Regions from separate parts of the Mus musculus genome. Here region 2 is linked to region 1. A link is a loop called in an ENCODE intact Hi-C map of the cell type or tissue named here. Cell type or tissue: left cerebral cortex. All regions are shown on one strand.

The links. Peaks named below come from ENCODE experiments on the same cell type or tissue, not always from the same donor. Only the 100,000 strongest peaks of a DNase experiment are listed, where the experiment ranks them.
Region 2: a loop joins it to region 1, with 5 times the contacts of the local background. A loop is called at or near these places in 27 of 42 quality-filtered maps.

Annotation. Positions count from the first base shown.
Region 1 is chr7:116,037,348-116,045,347 of GRCm38, reverse strand. It overlaps Sox6 (SRY (sex determining region Y)-box 6), which reads left to right and starts at 6,604. Exons shown (of 16, transcript NM_001025559.3): 1 at 6,604-6,671. In left cerebral cortex, a CTCF peak has its summit at 4,940 (motif pointing right); DNase peaks (open chromatin) are centred at 5,646, 6,046, 6,634, 7,011 and 1 more place; H3K4me3 peaks cover 1,573 bases; H3K27ac peaks cover 1,184 bases.
Region 2 is chr7:114,917,540-114,925,539 of GRCm38, reverse strand. No RefSeq gene overlaps it. Among named protein-coding and RNA genes, the nearest start is that of A730082K24Rik, 27 kb to the left of the region's middle. In left cerebral cortex, a CTCF peak has its summit at 3,184 (motif pointing left); a DNase peak (open chromatin) is centred at 3,187.

The DNA of each region.
Region 1 (8,000 bases):
GCTGCAGTTGCTAACGTGGTCTCTCAGTTCTGTATGCAGCGGACACCTGGCTTACTAAGAAAAACACTGACAACAGTGAGTAAAGCTTGGTGAGACAGACTGTGTGAAGCACAGACCGTGTGCTGCAGCTAACGTGCTATGGAGCCCTTGCCATTGTCAATGTGCATTATGACTACATTGTACAAAGTTCTGGTATGCAAATGTGTGGCATTCAGAGAAGTGAAATAATCCTGTGTTATTATTATCTTTGTAAATTACATCTGAGGAGTTTTTGAGGACTTATGATGGCAGTTTCTATAGTCACAGTCACGCAGTGCGTGCAGCACAAAGTGTTTTTCTTTCTCTATTAACAATAAGTGAGCCAATGAAAATGCTTTTTAAATACATACCCGGCAAGCAGTTATCTGGCTTTTCATTCTTACTATCCACAAACCATCCTTTATCGTCTCTTAAGACAGCATAGGAAACAGCTTTGTAAACATCTGCTTTTCATTGTTAATTGTCAGAAAAACTGGCATTTAAAAGCGTTGGAATCCTCTTAATCCTATCAAGAAAGCTATGTTATATACGTTTCTATCTCCCTTTCAGGTTGTTTCTCAGACTGTAAAAACATGTGTCCCTTCATTCATGTCTCAGAAATCACTTGTACAAGTACAACATTCTCATTGGTGCTTTCATGAAATTTCTTTCTGCAATTAGTTGAAATATTACCAACAAAGGCTAAATTACATACAAAATAAGCAATATAAATACAGAGTTTAAGTATATAATATAGACTTTAAAATTTCATGGATATATTCCATATCGAAATGTTCAATGATAGAAAATATAAGGAAAAGATATTTGGTAGCCAAAAGACAGATTAATTTAGGACATGAAATCTTCTGTCTTTAGGAAATATGCTTTATTTTCATAGGCTTTTTCTGTTCCAATAATTGAGCCATTAATGTCAACAGAGACTCCCTGGCAGTGATATAGTATGAAGGCATTTGCAGTAATGCAGTGGCACTTCTTTCTAAATCAGAGACTCTGTTGAAGTAATCACTAAAAATATTAAAATTCTGTTCTAGTTGTTCTGAATTTATAATGTGAAAGTGACTGCACCCATCTTTCAAGAACATAAAGAGCATCCATAATTTAATAATTAAGTAACACATAATAACCAATAATTTTTGTTACCTATAAATAGGCCTGTGTAACAAGAGTAAGGAATACTAAAAGAAGTAGCTGATTGTTAATAAAAACTTTTTTTTCAGAATGTGCTCATTTAAAGCATTTTATAACCTTTATTAAATTGCCATCTTACTATGCAATTAGAATGCATTGTCATTTTTCTTTCTTTAAAACATTTGCACTTTATCCTTTTCTAAGCTGGTAGAAGTTGGACTCTCACTGCGTTTCTTTTGCTTTTTAAACTTGTATTGGAGTGATGTAGAACTAGGCCTTATCACTGCATAGAAAATTAATTTAAATGACATATTGTTGCAGTTTCTATGACAACCATATCATGATGCTCATGTTCTTAAAAATTTATAAACTATAATCTGAAGTATGCTAATTCTAGTGAGTGTAGGCAACAGTCATTTGCTTAATATTCATTTTGCTACTGCGCTCATCAGCTTTGAGAGTCAGATGGTTAACATTCTGCATTCAATCCGAAGAGGTTTATATGAACTCTTGGGTTTATGCATTTTCCTCAGAAGCTACAGTTACTGAACTTTTAAGCATGTATAAGAGAACCTTTCGCTGCCTGTTTTCTTGAAGCAATAGGAATGAATACGGGCGTGAACACATGCTGCTGACTTTCAACATGGCTGCTTTTCTCTCCACCCCTACTGGAAAGACAATATCCTCAAACTAATGTAAAAAAAAAACTAATAAAAACAAAAATTCAATAACATCCAATGATCTACTTAAGCAACAGTGACTATTCAAATCCTTGGGAACACTGGCTTATTCCTTCAACTTTAGTTGTTTGAGTTCAAGAAGCTCATATCGCTATTGTATGGTTATGATGTATGATAATGACATGTATCATCAGTTTAAGGATATTTGCCTAGCACTGATATTAAACATTTTGATTTGAAATACAGGTTGAATTTTTTTTAGGACTGATTCAAAAATAAAATATGCTATTTAGTCTATGGCTTATAACCATGGACTCTCTTGTTAAATAAAGATGCTTTTAGATATACCACTTGAAAAATTAGAAATGTATAATTAAAAAAATTTATTTTAGAAATGTATATAATTTGTTGGTTGATAAAAATTAGGTAATTTAATTTAAACAATATATAATGAATAAGATAATTTAACATCAGGTGGAATTATCAAACACCATTTTTGCTAATATATTTTATAAAAGTCATTTTTAATTCGTGTTCATTGAATTATAAAAATGCAAAACATAAATCCTTGGTTAACATGCTTTTAATTATTTTCTTTTCACATGTTAGGCTCTCGGTGAATGCAACAGAAATCCTATACTTAGACATTTTAAAAAGCAATCTGTAGTTTCAAAAGAGAGATTGTTAAGAAACACATTTTAAAATTATAGGACACCAAATTCAGTTTTAAAAACACAATGCATAAAACATAAAATTCTAAAGCAACTAATCAAACTTCTGAAGAAGGACAATGTCAGTAAGCTGCTTTGCTGGCAGCAACTGGTGAGCGGACCCTTGTCTGTCTTTTATGAGGCAATTACAACAGGTGTCATATTGATTTGCCTACTGTTTCCTGTGTAGCTCGAGTGTATCCTAAATGGAATGACAGTCATCGTAGCGAGTGGTAAACTTCTGGTCTGGAAGGAAGGTTTAGTCAGTCAGTCAGCACCTATGAGGCAGTGTGACAGTGGGCCACGGTGCAAAGGCAACTCAGTATCACACTCACTGAGAGGGGGTACTGGGGAGTTTTAGTGAGGGAGTTTACTGCTGTGTTTGAAACATAACTTTTCATTGTATCCCCCCACCCTGTGTGTTAAATTTGTAAATTGTCCAGATCACTTTTATTTTGGTTAAAAAAAACCCCAAATTCCATATAGGCTTTTCAAAGGAGCATTTGGATGTGTGATAAGCCTTTCTATTTCCTGTGACTGTTTGCCTGGCATTAGCTTCAGTGGCATCCAGTGGTAAAGCAGCTGTAATCCTGACTTGTTCTTTCATGGAGCAGTTCAAACAGGTTAGCTTGATGATTTTAAAGCACGGTTGGTTTATATGGGGCTTGGAGCGGTGGTAGGGGTTACAGTGGTTTCCAACCAGATCCTTGTATTTTTGATGGCGTAATTTCATTACATTTTCCTATTTATTTTCTATTTATAGTAATGTGAAGTATGCCCATTGAATAATGTCAGCTTAATATTGCAAGGATTTTTGTTTAAAAATTATGGAATTGGTCTCTACACATTCAATGTATTTTCCAGTTCTTTGATATTTCTACCTAAGCTTGGTTTCTGCCAGTTATGTTGGCTCTAGTGTTTGCCCGTCTCATTTAAGATAAAATGAATGGCCAGTATTATGTATAGTAAAGCCAAGCTTCCTTTGAGTTAAGGCTTTGGAGCATTGTGCAAGCCTAATGTTCTTCCATGAAGTTGGCCCACCCCACTGTGACTAAGAAATGAGATGATTTGAGGGCTATTACATACTTACGATTTTCATAGTGGATTAGAATAACATTACTTAGCACAGGTGTTTCTATGATTGGGATTCCCTGGGAAAATTCAGTACTGTATTCAATAGTACTCAGCTTTCCACATGAGCGAAGGCACTGTTGATTTGCTGGGCTGTGGCATAAATCAGGAGAGAGGTCTGGCTTCGAGGCTTGTTGCTTCTCCTTTCAGAGAAAACATTTCCTCTTGGCTATTAGCATCATATTGCTGTGGACCTATTTACAAATTTTCTTTCATTTATTTATTGCTGGCCAAATACTGGAGGCCACAGCTGGTGTCAGCCAGTCCTGGTTTAAGCTTTCATATAACTCAAAATAGTTCCCAAGTGTCCTTTTTCTTAAACAATTCTCCTTTTGTAAAACATCATATTTAAATAACATTTATGTACTCAAGCAGCAGTGAAAAATCTCAGAAGTGTTCTCAGGGCAGTTCTCTGAGGAGAACCTTTGGGATGGCTTTGTAAGATGCCTCCAAGTCTTGAAGGCAGTTGTCCAGGAATAACAAAGAACAACTGCAGTAGGTTGTTGCAAGATTCAACAAGAGGGCTCTTAAAAGCCTGATATACAAACTGCAAATATATCTGCAGAGCAGTGAGTGAAAATGAGCTTAAGACGATGGAAGCAGGTGATACAATTAATAGCACACTACTGTTTTGCCAAACCTATTCTTAAGGTGCCCAGAAGGCCTGAGTTTTTGGGAAGTGGGACACTTGAGACTCAGCTTTTGCAGCACATAGCTATGCTGTCTCAACGTTCCTCTCTTGTTTTCAGTTCTCATCTTAAGACCTCTGCTTATGACTGCTTGCATCTCTAAGTACCTTTGTCTCCCATCGAAGAGCAAGCAAAGGAACCCAAGGGAGGCCGAGGCCGCCCTGAGCCATGACCTCCGTCCTGTAGGAGCCGAGGCTGTGTCTTTCTCAAGGTATCTACCCGTTCCCTGCCTGGGTAGTTAGTGCTGAAAGTCCGGGTCTCGGATCTGTTCTCTAACCCCAGGTTTGTAGTCTAGTGAGAGAATGCACTGAGTACTGGCATTAGCTACTTTGCAGGTGTCGCTCTGCCATCTTCTGATCTGGGTTTCCCAGCAGTACGGCTTCCGGGACTCCTCTGCTCCAGGGGGACCTTCGTAGGCTTAAAACAAAAACAAAAACAAAAACAAAAACAAAAAACAAAAAACAAAACAAAACAAAAACTGTCCCGGAGGTCGTCCTGGCTGCCAGCTCTGCCTGCATGATGGGTCGTAGTGGCTTTGAGCCCAGCGCACTCTTGAGCTCCACCTCAAGGTGGCGACCGAGGCACGTAAACAAAGGCTGCACTGGCAGTTGGCACCCATGGGCTCCTCCACGAACTCCAGTTTCCCAGCGGCTCCTCCGAGAGCTGAATTGACTGTTAAAGGGGCCCTTGTAGATGGATCGTTGGGCCGGAATGTCAGCCGTGCGTTCGTGCGTGACTGAATGACTGAATGACTCTCTTTCTGTGTGTACACGCACGTGCGCGTAGCCTGCGCTTCTGTATCGCCGAAGCAGGCAGAAGCGCTTCTAGGATGGAAACTAGCCCCGTTTGGGACGCTGGAGCTTTCCTGGCGTCACCTGAGCCTGCAGTCCCCCCAACCCCCCTCCCGTCCCCTGTGATCTGGCTGGTCCGGGCTTCTGCCCACTGTGCGGCCTGAGTACCCTGGGTCAGTGAGCAACTGGCAGGACAGAGGGTTTGATTGCTGTGGCAAACAGCAGGTTTGCAGATCTCTGTTCAGTGACACCCACGATTTATGAGTGGCTCCGGTATATACAACTCTTTGCTGCGCTGGAGTCCTCTAGGGTGCGCGCAGGCCGACCCTAGGGGTAGGGGTAGTTGTGGGCGGAGAAGAGAGACACGGACAGTGAAAGAATAAGCATGCGGCAGTCATACAGTCTTACCTCAGGGACGAAGGACACGGTTCCTAGAACTGCGATCTGCACGGCCAGTGTGCAGCCCAGCTGTTTCTCCCGTAGGCGCTTCCCGCCTAACACCGCCTTCTGACTAACTTGGATAGGGCTTGAGCTGCCCCCTCCTTTTTTCCTCCCCTTCTTTTCCTTTCCAGACATCGCTTTAACTCAACCCAAGGCATATCCAGAAGTCAGTTCCGTATAGAGCTTCCATTCAGTCGTGGGGGGGGAAATCCGGTATACAGTTTCTTGTAGGCAGATGGAAGAACTAGATGGTTACAGGACTTTGGAGGGGTGCGTAGGAATGGCACGGGGTGTTGGTGGCAGCGAAAGACAGTTTCTTTGGGGTCTTCGCACTGCCGCAGGTAAGGCTCTCAGATTACAGCTGCCCTCCTGTAGAGTCACAGTTGTGGGCTAGCGGAGGGCGCTCTGCTGTTGAGAGGGGAGTGGAGGAGGGTGGAGTGGGAGAAATGGGCTCTGGACAGACTCCACCAGCACGCATTGTCTTGGTTGGTGTCTGTGCCGGGCGCTCAGCTGATGTCTTTGGGAGCTTTTGAACAAGGTAGACCCTCTAATACCCTCCCCCACTCTCTAGACAGTGTTTCAAAAGATGCGAATAGCTCTAAAATAAGTTTAATTTTTTGTCTGACTTCCCGTTCAAGATGTAAAAAGGATCAAATAAATGAAACTTTATTTGACTGTGGAGTTTATCCAGAGACTCAGCGACATCTCTGGTCTTTGGCCTTATTCTAATTCTATGGTAGTAATTACCCTTCGTTTCTTTAAGTGCGATAGATTTATTGCCTTAGAGACTATGCACAGTTTGATTGAATTATTCATTTTTTTCTTTGGTGTAGACTGCATCTGGGGACTCTGATGTGACGTGTAGATTTTTTTTTTCAGGAACAAAGGGAATGTGGAAATGAAAGAGAGAGGGAGAGAGAGGCTGGCAGATGTAATGAGACGCGGTGAAGGTGTACGCAGACGGGCACTCCCACGCCTCCTCCCTTCGGCTCTCACTGCAGCCCTGGGTAACTCGCAGGCTAACACAAACAGCTTTTCTCCCGCAGCCTGCCCTCTGTCACTGTAAGTACATCACCCTTCTCTTATCAGCATGCAGATTCCAGCCACGCACTCCCTCGCCTTGGCTTTGCACCTTTGACAGCAAAAGCACATTGGGAAATTAACTTTCCTAAGCTAGGAAAGGCATGTCTAGAAAACTTACTTTTTATTTATCTTTATTGTTCTTTGAAAACAGAAGTTCATGCATTTTTACCACTTTTCCTACCTTTGTGACAGTGCTCTGTTGCTCTTGTCACCGTGGCTATGCTTTTTTCAACTGGATGACTCTCAGATTCAGATGAAATTTAATGTTATTCTCCATCCGTTTAAAGTACAGGCGCAGTGCCTTGTCCTTCTGCGAAATGCTATCTTAAAGGACGAAGAATATTATTCACAGTTTGCTTTTGTTGCTGAAACCCGAGTTCCAACCTCTTTGAGGCACTGCCTGTCCCAAGGGCACTGTTATTTGGGAGCTGATACTATCTGCTTCTCCCAAACTTAAACAAAAGTGCCGCGGGCTGCGAGAGCGCTTGGGTGTTTGTCATCCAGGGTTAAGGAGACCAATGGCGAAAACTTTTCTCCACGCTGTAATTAAAGTTTTTCAACTTCTTCCCTTTTGCCTTTTACACTCGTTCACATACTCTTCGTTTTGTTAAAAGTTCTCCTTGGTGTTTTGGAGTGAGTGACATATTTGTCCTGTTTACACAGTAGCCATGAAGCCCTTCCTGCGAGAAGTTGGCCACCTTAAGATGAAGTCATGTAGGTCTGAATGATCCGCCCGGTTAGTGTAAAAGAGCCTTTCAAAGGGAGAATTCGAGGTTTTAACGGCTGTTCTATTTTCTTTCTTTCTTTCTTTCTTTCTTTCTTTCTTTCTTTCTTTCTTTCTTTCTTTCTTCTCTCTCTCTCTCTCTCTCTCTCTCTCTCTCTCTCTCTCTTTGCGTGGGTGTTTTAAATATTAACTTCTGAAGCAGGATTAATTGCATTGCCCTTCCCAAGTTCAGGGGGAACCTCTCTCCAGGAACGCGCCTTGTCTCTGCCAGTTCGTGCCTCTTCTCTGGAGGTGCGAGGCCAAACTTAACAAAGCCGAGTTGCCTTTGGTTGGTCGAGGTGCAAAGGGACACAAACACAGCGGGCGCCCAGGCAGCAACCGCAGCAGGCAGGTAAGTCAGCCCCACCCGCTGGCCTCTTCTTCCCTTCTCAGTCCTGGCATTTCAAAGGCTGGGTTCAAGTCGAGCTGGCTCCAGACCCTAGAAGTGAGCTTGTGTGTTCCAGGATTGGGATGCGGTGTCGGGTGCCCTTCATAGACTTCTTGGAACCCGCAGGCGTGCGGATCAGGTGGGAAGCCCACCAGAC
Region 2 (8,000 bases), 1.1 Mb after region 1:
AATGGACCCTTCCTCCCTTGAGTTGAGTTAGGTCAGGGTAGTTTATCACACTCAGACACTCCTCAAGACCCAACCTGCCTTGCTGTTGGCCACTCCAGCTAGCCACCCATCTGGCCAACTGTCTCTGCACAAGTTGAGATGGTCTGGGTTTTCTGGATGCCCAAAAGGCAATGCTCTGACACAATAAATGTCACTTGTAAATCCAAAGGTGTCCCAAGATAGATGAGGGCAGAGTAGGAGTTGACACCATCCACCAAGTCAAAGCAGAAAATCCAAAGTGATGGTTTTTATGAATGGACAGACTGAAGGTCCTGAATGTTCTTTGTCAGACTGGATTGGAGGGGGTTCTCCATGGATAGAGAAATCATGGGAGAAGATGCAAGGAAGCTGACATCCAGAAAACATCTCCTTATCTTGCTAGCTGAAATGAAGCTGTCTAGAGGCCTCTTCCTGGGCCAGGTGTGACCTGCTGGCTTCCAGGTTCATTTATTAGTGGCCTGACACTGAACATACTAACTGTACAATTTCTATATTAACTACTACCACCCAGCCATAATGAGTGCTCATAATTATATTTTATATAAAACAAATAATACACTGGCACAGAGCTTACAAAGGGGCCCTGAGTAGGAACTGGGCTGAGGAATCCATAGCATAATTCATGTGGCCCCACTATCCATATGGGATGGGTTTGAATTGACCAAAGATAGGTCAGAGACTCCCTTCTGGGAGTACAGGGCTTCAGGAGACCAGGGAGGACTTCTGAGAAAGGTTCTTCTCCTCCAGTATTCTGTCAGTATCCTAGGAAGACCCAGAGCTTGACGGAGGCACTAGGTCTAGGAAGAAGCCACTCTTTGAAGTTTTCTCATTTTCTCAGTCTCTCTCCAACTATGTGGTATTTATATATAAATACATAATATAATTGATTCTGTTTTTGTTGGATTTTTTTAGAGCAGCTCTCCCAATATCTAGACTTGGTGGTGAGACAATAAAGGATTTTTAGACATCTGATATAGAGTTTAAATGTAACTTGGGTTCTCCAATGAGACCACTGCTAATCAGCTATCATTCCAACTCATTTTTAGCCATCACCTCTCAGAGTCTCACATTCCTTGTCCTTAAGCTGGAAACAACCTTTTGCTAGTTTGGTACAGCATTGTTCTAAGAATAAAGAAGTAACCTATTGAGACTTCATTTTGAATATTTTGTAAGTGTCGATTCACTTAAATAACCCAATAGACCCCATAGGAGCACGAGGCTCAGCTCAGTTTCAGTCGATACTGAAAGGTTAAAGACTAAAGACATTGCCCTTGCTTCTCTTGCCTCTCTTACTCTCATACTCTTGCCTCTTGCCCCTTGCTTCCCCTTTCCCCATTCCCTTCGCCCCCTCTTTCTATGTGGTCATGGCCAGCCTCTACTTCTCTACTCTCTCCTTCTCTTTGCCTTTCTCTGCTTCTACTACACTCTGAACTCCCCTCCCCATGCCCTGAATAAACTGTATTCTTTTTTTTTTCAATTTTTTATTAGGTATTTACTTCATTTACATTTCAAATGCTATCCCTAAAGTCCCCTATACCCTCCCCTGTCCTACACACCCACTCCCACTTCTTGGCCCTGGTGTTTCCCCTGTACTGGGGCATATAAAGTTTGTAAGACCAAGGGGCCTCTCTTCTCAATGATGGCCAACTAGGCTATCTTCTGCTACATATGCAGCTAGAGACATGAGCTCTGGGGGTACTGGTTAGTTCATATTGTTGTTCCACCTACAGGGTTGCAGATTCCTTTAGCTCCTTGGGTACTTTCTCTAGCTTCTCCACTGGGGGTCCTGTGTTCCATCCAATAGCTGACTGTGAGCATCCACTTCTGTGTTTGCCAGGCACTGGCTTAGCCTCACAAGAGACAGCTATATCAGGGTCCTTTCAGCAATATCTTGCTGACGTATGCAATAGCGTCTGCGTTTGGTGGCTGATTATGAGCTAACTGTATTCTATACTAAAAAAAAAAAAAAAAAAAAAAGACTAAAGACATTAATTGGAGGTCATAGGACAATTTAGCTGAGGAGCCTACATACAAGCCCAGGAAATCTGAACTTTATTCTAATGACCTAGCCTGGTACCTAGGACAGAATCAACCAAAGAAATGTGGCAAAGGATCTTTGTCATGTTTATGAACTGCAGGCCAGCTCTGTGCATGGATCTTTGCTGCCTTCAGCAGATCTGAAGCATGCCTAGTGGTTTTTATTAAAAGGAAGAGAGGTGCCTGGGAGGGACTCAGTAAAGGGGAAAACAATGCCTGCTACACCCCCACCCTCTAGGAGCTGGGTGCCTTGGCCACAGAGGAGACACTGATGCCTTCCAGGAGAACACAACTGAAGCAGTAACAACAACAAAGTGGCATGGGGAGAAAGAGCAGAAATCAAGACTTCAGTTTTCAGCTGTCACCTGTCTATCATAGGCTCTGAAACAAGGACAGCTGTCCTCTGAGGCATGGCAACGCCAGTGTGAGCTAGCTCTAGAATCCAGATGGAAAGAATAAAATACAAAGGAGAGAAGCCATGATGATCATGTGGCTTAGGCTAAACAAGGCGTTCCGGGTCCCACTTTGGTCCAGATTCTCTTCTCCAGGTGACTCACCATGTTTGGTTGGTCCAGTTCCTTGTTCAATGCAGAGACTGTGGTAGACAAGATCAGGGAACCAGGGTCCTCAGACCAGTTAGAATCCCATTCTGGCCTCAGTTTGTCCCATGTATAAAATCAGGAGGTCAATTAAATTTTAATACCTTTAACATCTTGAAAATCCCATGTGCCCTCGACTCACTTTACCCACAGCCATAAATCAATATCCTTGGGGCAAATGATTTCATTTAGGTCAAATGATTACTTGTACATATACAGGGGAGAAATAAAGACACCACACACACACACACACACACACACACACACACACACACACACCTCCTGAACCTCATGTTTATAGAGCCCACTCCCACCTCAGTCATACACAAAGCATCCAGACAGTCGAGCAGAGGCACAAACACCTGGACTCTCTAAGCTGCTCCTTCCCCCACCCACTCTCTTGATCCCGCCCCACAGCCCCCTTTCCAACTCCCCTGCTGGGTAGCCAAGAGGGCCTAGCCTTCCACTGTCTAGTTACCTAAGATGATGGGCTGGTGCCACCCAATGGTCAGGATCAGAAGTACACCCTTGGTTTCAAGACCCAAAGGGGATTGGAAAGGGTCCAGGGTCATTCAATCCATCATTCTCTGTGCAGTGAGGTTGTGTCCAGAGTTGCCCTAGATAGACCAGGCTGCCTATGGTCGTAAACCTTCTCAAAGGTCAGGGGATTGTCACTGACACTCTGGGAGACTTTGGGCCAGGCCAGAGCCTAAAAATATTGGGTGCAAACTGTGTGCTCAGCACCATTCTAGAAGCTTTATCTGCAGTCTCCTTTTGATCCTCACACCTGCTGCTTTGCAGGGCATGTATTACTGTCTCTATTTTAAATAACTACTACTAAGAGGGGTGACTCTGAGACACAACTCCAGCTCTGACTGGCAGTCACCTGGCCACCCTGGACTTAGTCTTCTCTACATCTTTGAATCTAATCATTCATTCATTCATCCATTCAGTAATTCAGTCAGTCAGTCAGTCATTCAGTCACTCACTCACTCACTCACTCACTCACTCATTCTTCCTGTGAATGTTATGGATAGGATCCATGTTAGAAAGAATTCAGAGGGGCACCAAGGTATGACTTTAAATAGCTTCTAGGCTTCAAGAGTCAATGAGTGTTGTGTCTTCCAGAGTCCTTAAATATATAACCTTAGAGGCTCTTCTTTGTCAAGTTGTATGTAAGTACAAATGGTAAAAATGAAGCCCTAGCCTAGAGTGGAAGGCAGCCAGCACATAGAGGAGAGCAGCCAATGTGCTTGAGCAAAGACTCTTCAGTCCACATTCTTCTAATCTAGGACTGCCCCAATGTGAGCCCAAACACAGTCAAGGAAAGAGTGAAAAAAAACTGTGGTAATTGGTTTCAAAGGACTCTGTTTGTGTCACAGGTGAGAGCCAGGAGCAGAGAGGCACTTCAAGTGCAGAGAAACTCGGTATGTCCTGCCATTCTGACATCTCCAGCCTCTCTCCACAGCCCAACTCCAACCTTTGTCCCTACTCAACTGCTTCTCCACCTGCATCCTCACAGAGTCCTACTTCCCAAGCTCCAAACAGCCCACAATTCACTAGCTCCTGATCTTTGCTTATTTTGATTAATGCATAGGAATAGAATAATAGAATCATAGTATGTGAAATACCAGAAAAAAATCACCCAGTCCAAAGTGTGTGGATAAGTAAGAGACCTAGGTAAGAAGATTGATCCAAGATCACATGGCCAGCATATGTTATGGTATAGCACCATACAATGTAGCCTGTAAAATAACTGGGTGCAGAGTTCACACTGCCCTTTCCAGGATCACTTTCTCCCTTTCCTCTTCATCACCATCCTTGTGAAATCAGACAGTGATGGAGGTCTGCATCAATCAATTCTAAGTCATCTTTTCACATTCCCATTCCTTTCCAGTTTCCCAGCCCAAGTATAACTGTCCTTGAAGACAGAAAACACCTTTACTTTCTTATAAAGTCTTAATTCTAGCACAATGATGATTTAATTCTAGCATGCAAATTAATAAAGGCTTAGTTCTATCATGTACATATCAATATTGGGTGGGTAGCCGGAGGTATAGATGAATGGAAGAAAGGGAGAAGGGGGAGAGTGAAGGGAAGGAGAATTCTGAGGTCTGTAGCTTCATTTACTTAGCTTCTGTTCCCAAGTGCCCCAATTACAACCTTGCCAAAGAGGTAATCAGAATGCCACATCAAACATTAAAATAAAACCACGTCTTTCTCTTCCTTGTGAAAACAGCATTTGAAGCTGAGCCTGGTGGCATAGACCTGTCACTCCAGCTACTTGGGAGGCTGAGACAGGAGACCCACAAGTCCATGATCCCCTACCATACATACATATGAAATGAAGGCACACATATACTCACCATAAATTTGAGGAAATCTTTTTTTATTCTTTTTTTATTAGATATTTTCTTTATATACATTTCAAATGCTATCCCAAAAGTTTCCTATACCCTCCCCCCACCCTGTTTCCCTACCCACCCACTCCCACTTCTTGGCCCTGGCCAAGATACAATTTGCAAAACACAAGAACATCAAGAAGAGGGAAGACCAACGGGAGGAAATCTTGATAAATCAGAATTCCCTGAATACAGCAGATATGCCTTCACTTTCAAATTATAGTCCTATATTCTCAAATTCCTTTCTGCTACTCTCAAAGTCAGTTAAAACACCAGCCAACCAGCCAGCTGTGTTCAGAAGGGGTTGTCTCTGGGCTTTGATAAGCTCCCTGCACCCCACTCTGCCTTTACAAAGTGATCTTGTAGGATTTTCACCTGGGAATCATAGTTGGTCATTTTCTGCTCAACTCTCCCACATGCTCTGAGCCGCAGAGCTGACACACAAAGTAAGTGCTTATTCAGCATCCCTTGAATTGATGGTCCTCTTACCACACCATATGCTCCTGTTGCCCCTGAGGGTTCAGTTATATTTCATTGTAAAACCACTTAAGTTACTTTCTAGATCGTTATAAACAAGAGCCCTTCAGGAGCTGGACATAGTGTCTCCAAAGAGCCACAGCTTTAGGGCAAGGACAAACCAGGGCTGTAGAGCTAAACACAGTACACAAGCAAACAGGTACCTCTGAGGACAAAGAGGTACCTGGGAAAGAACTAGATCTCATGTGTAGGAGATTTGAGAAGCCAAATTTTGAACAAAATTAAGATAGTTTTAAACTAGTATTGTGTATCAATAAAACAGTATGCCAGTGGGTAGTGAGCCCTCTGGTAATACAGATGTCCATGCAACAGATGCAGATAAGCACTGAGGACAAATCAAAGGCCATGTGGGTTGCATCTGATTGAAAAGGTCTAGGCCAGAACTGAGCATCCATGACTTCATCAGATCTCTAAGAGTTGCCCAAGCGAAATCCCAAAATCTGAGTTGATTTCCATGGTCTATTTCAATCTTTTACTTCAGTGCCCTCCCATCCCACTCTCAACTCCCCAAAATCTTTGTCAGCATAGAGGTGTTTATTGGCGGAAGATCATCTCTGTGGTATTCTTCAATGCTCTTGTCCCACATTATAGGTCATGTGGATCTTGGTAGAGTTTTCATATACACCACCTTCCCAGAGGTCCCAGCATAACACCACCTTCCCAGAGGTCCCAGCATAAATGAGAGTGGTCCCTAAACCCACAGAGCTCAGTCACTCACTACAATGTCATGTTCACTACTTTCTCTCTTCTCTTTGCTCATTTCCTCAATCTACTGAACTCCCAGATCATTTTTCAAATAACCAATGTTTGCCCATATTTTTGCCTGAAGGTCTGCATTGGTGGTACCTCTGTCTCAGAATCTATGTTGGAGGCTGCAATGCAGTCTTCACAGTGATGGGCTGAAAGCACAGTGTCTTGGGATTACTCGTCAGTGGATAGGAAACCTGCTTTAGCCTTGGGCACAATGACAAACTTGAATGAACCTATTTCAACGTGTGCATGAGTCTCTCAGATAGCGTAGTGTCGAGAGTCTTCTCTCTACTGCAATCAACTTAATGATCCCAAGATGAGAACAACCTGAATCACCCAGGGAGTCTATAAGTCCAATCTCAAGTGCTTGTGAGGGATAAAGTAGAGGACGAGGTAAAGGTCATGTGAAGGAGATGGTGCTTGGGATTATGCAGACAGAAGCCAATGTCTAGAGCAATGTGGTTCTCAACCTGTGTGTTGCAACCCCTTAGGGGTCAAACAACCCTCTCACAGTGGTCACCTAAAGCTATCAGAAAACACAGACATCTATATTATGATTCATAACAGTAGAAATATTACAGTTATGAAGTAGCAAGGAAAATAATTTTATGGTTGGGGGTGTCACCACAACACGAGAAACCTATTAAAGAGTCATAACATTAGGAAGGTTAACCACTGTTCTAGGAGCATGAAAACTTGGGAGAAACAATGCAGGAGTTCCCTGTGGAGCTTGTGGAGGGAGCCCAAGGCTAATGGCAGTGTGTTACTGGATTGCTGGTCACCAGAATGACAGGGAAATATATTTCTGTTGTTTTAAACCACCAAAGTTGTGGTATCATCCTCCAGCATCTAAGGAAAGTGAATATAAAGGTATTGTTCTCCTTGTTTGGTTGATGAAGCCACTGAGAACCAAATGAAAAGCAAGCTACCCAGAGTCACAGAGAAATGGCATGAGGATGCCAGTATTAGACCCAAAATCATCCCCACAACACAGGAGCTGCTTCTAACCAGCACAGTGAGGAAACTAAGTGGTACGATGTGTCCGATACTGTGCCAAGCACATGATAGACAGTAGGAAGCAGTTCGTTCACTCTATTGAAATCCCCTTTTCCTATTCCATTTTATCCATTGACCATCACTGGGTGGCCGATTATTAATCAGATAACCCCTGTTGATCTTTAAGCTGACATATCATCTTTCTTAAAGTGGGCTTTTGCCTGTGATACAATAGCACACATCTGGAAAGTTCTTGGGGATCAACTTGTCCAGTAAGTATTTCAGCACCATGGCAGCTGGTGGAAAAGATAGATTGGAGCTAGTGCCGGGAGTTCATATCAGTCGGAATTGAAGATGTGCCAGCCTCATCAGGACAGATTCTTTAATTAACCTGCTAATCCTGTCAGGATTGGGTTCACTCTCTTTCTCCAGAAATGTGCTATGTGTCTTTTCCTTCACCACTTTGTCATTTGCTCTATTTTAGACTCAAGGTGTCCTTTAAGGCATTGCTTTAAAAGACTCTCTGTCCTCCAAGTCAAGCTGTCGGGAAAGTGGCCTGCAAGCCTTCCCACAGCGGAGCCACCCCTGCTTTGCTCCAGAGCAGAGTAGCAATGATCTCAAGTCAATAAACTACACAGAG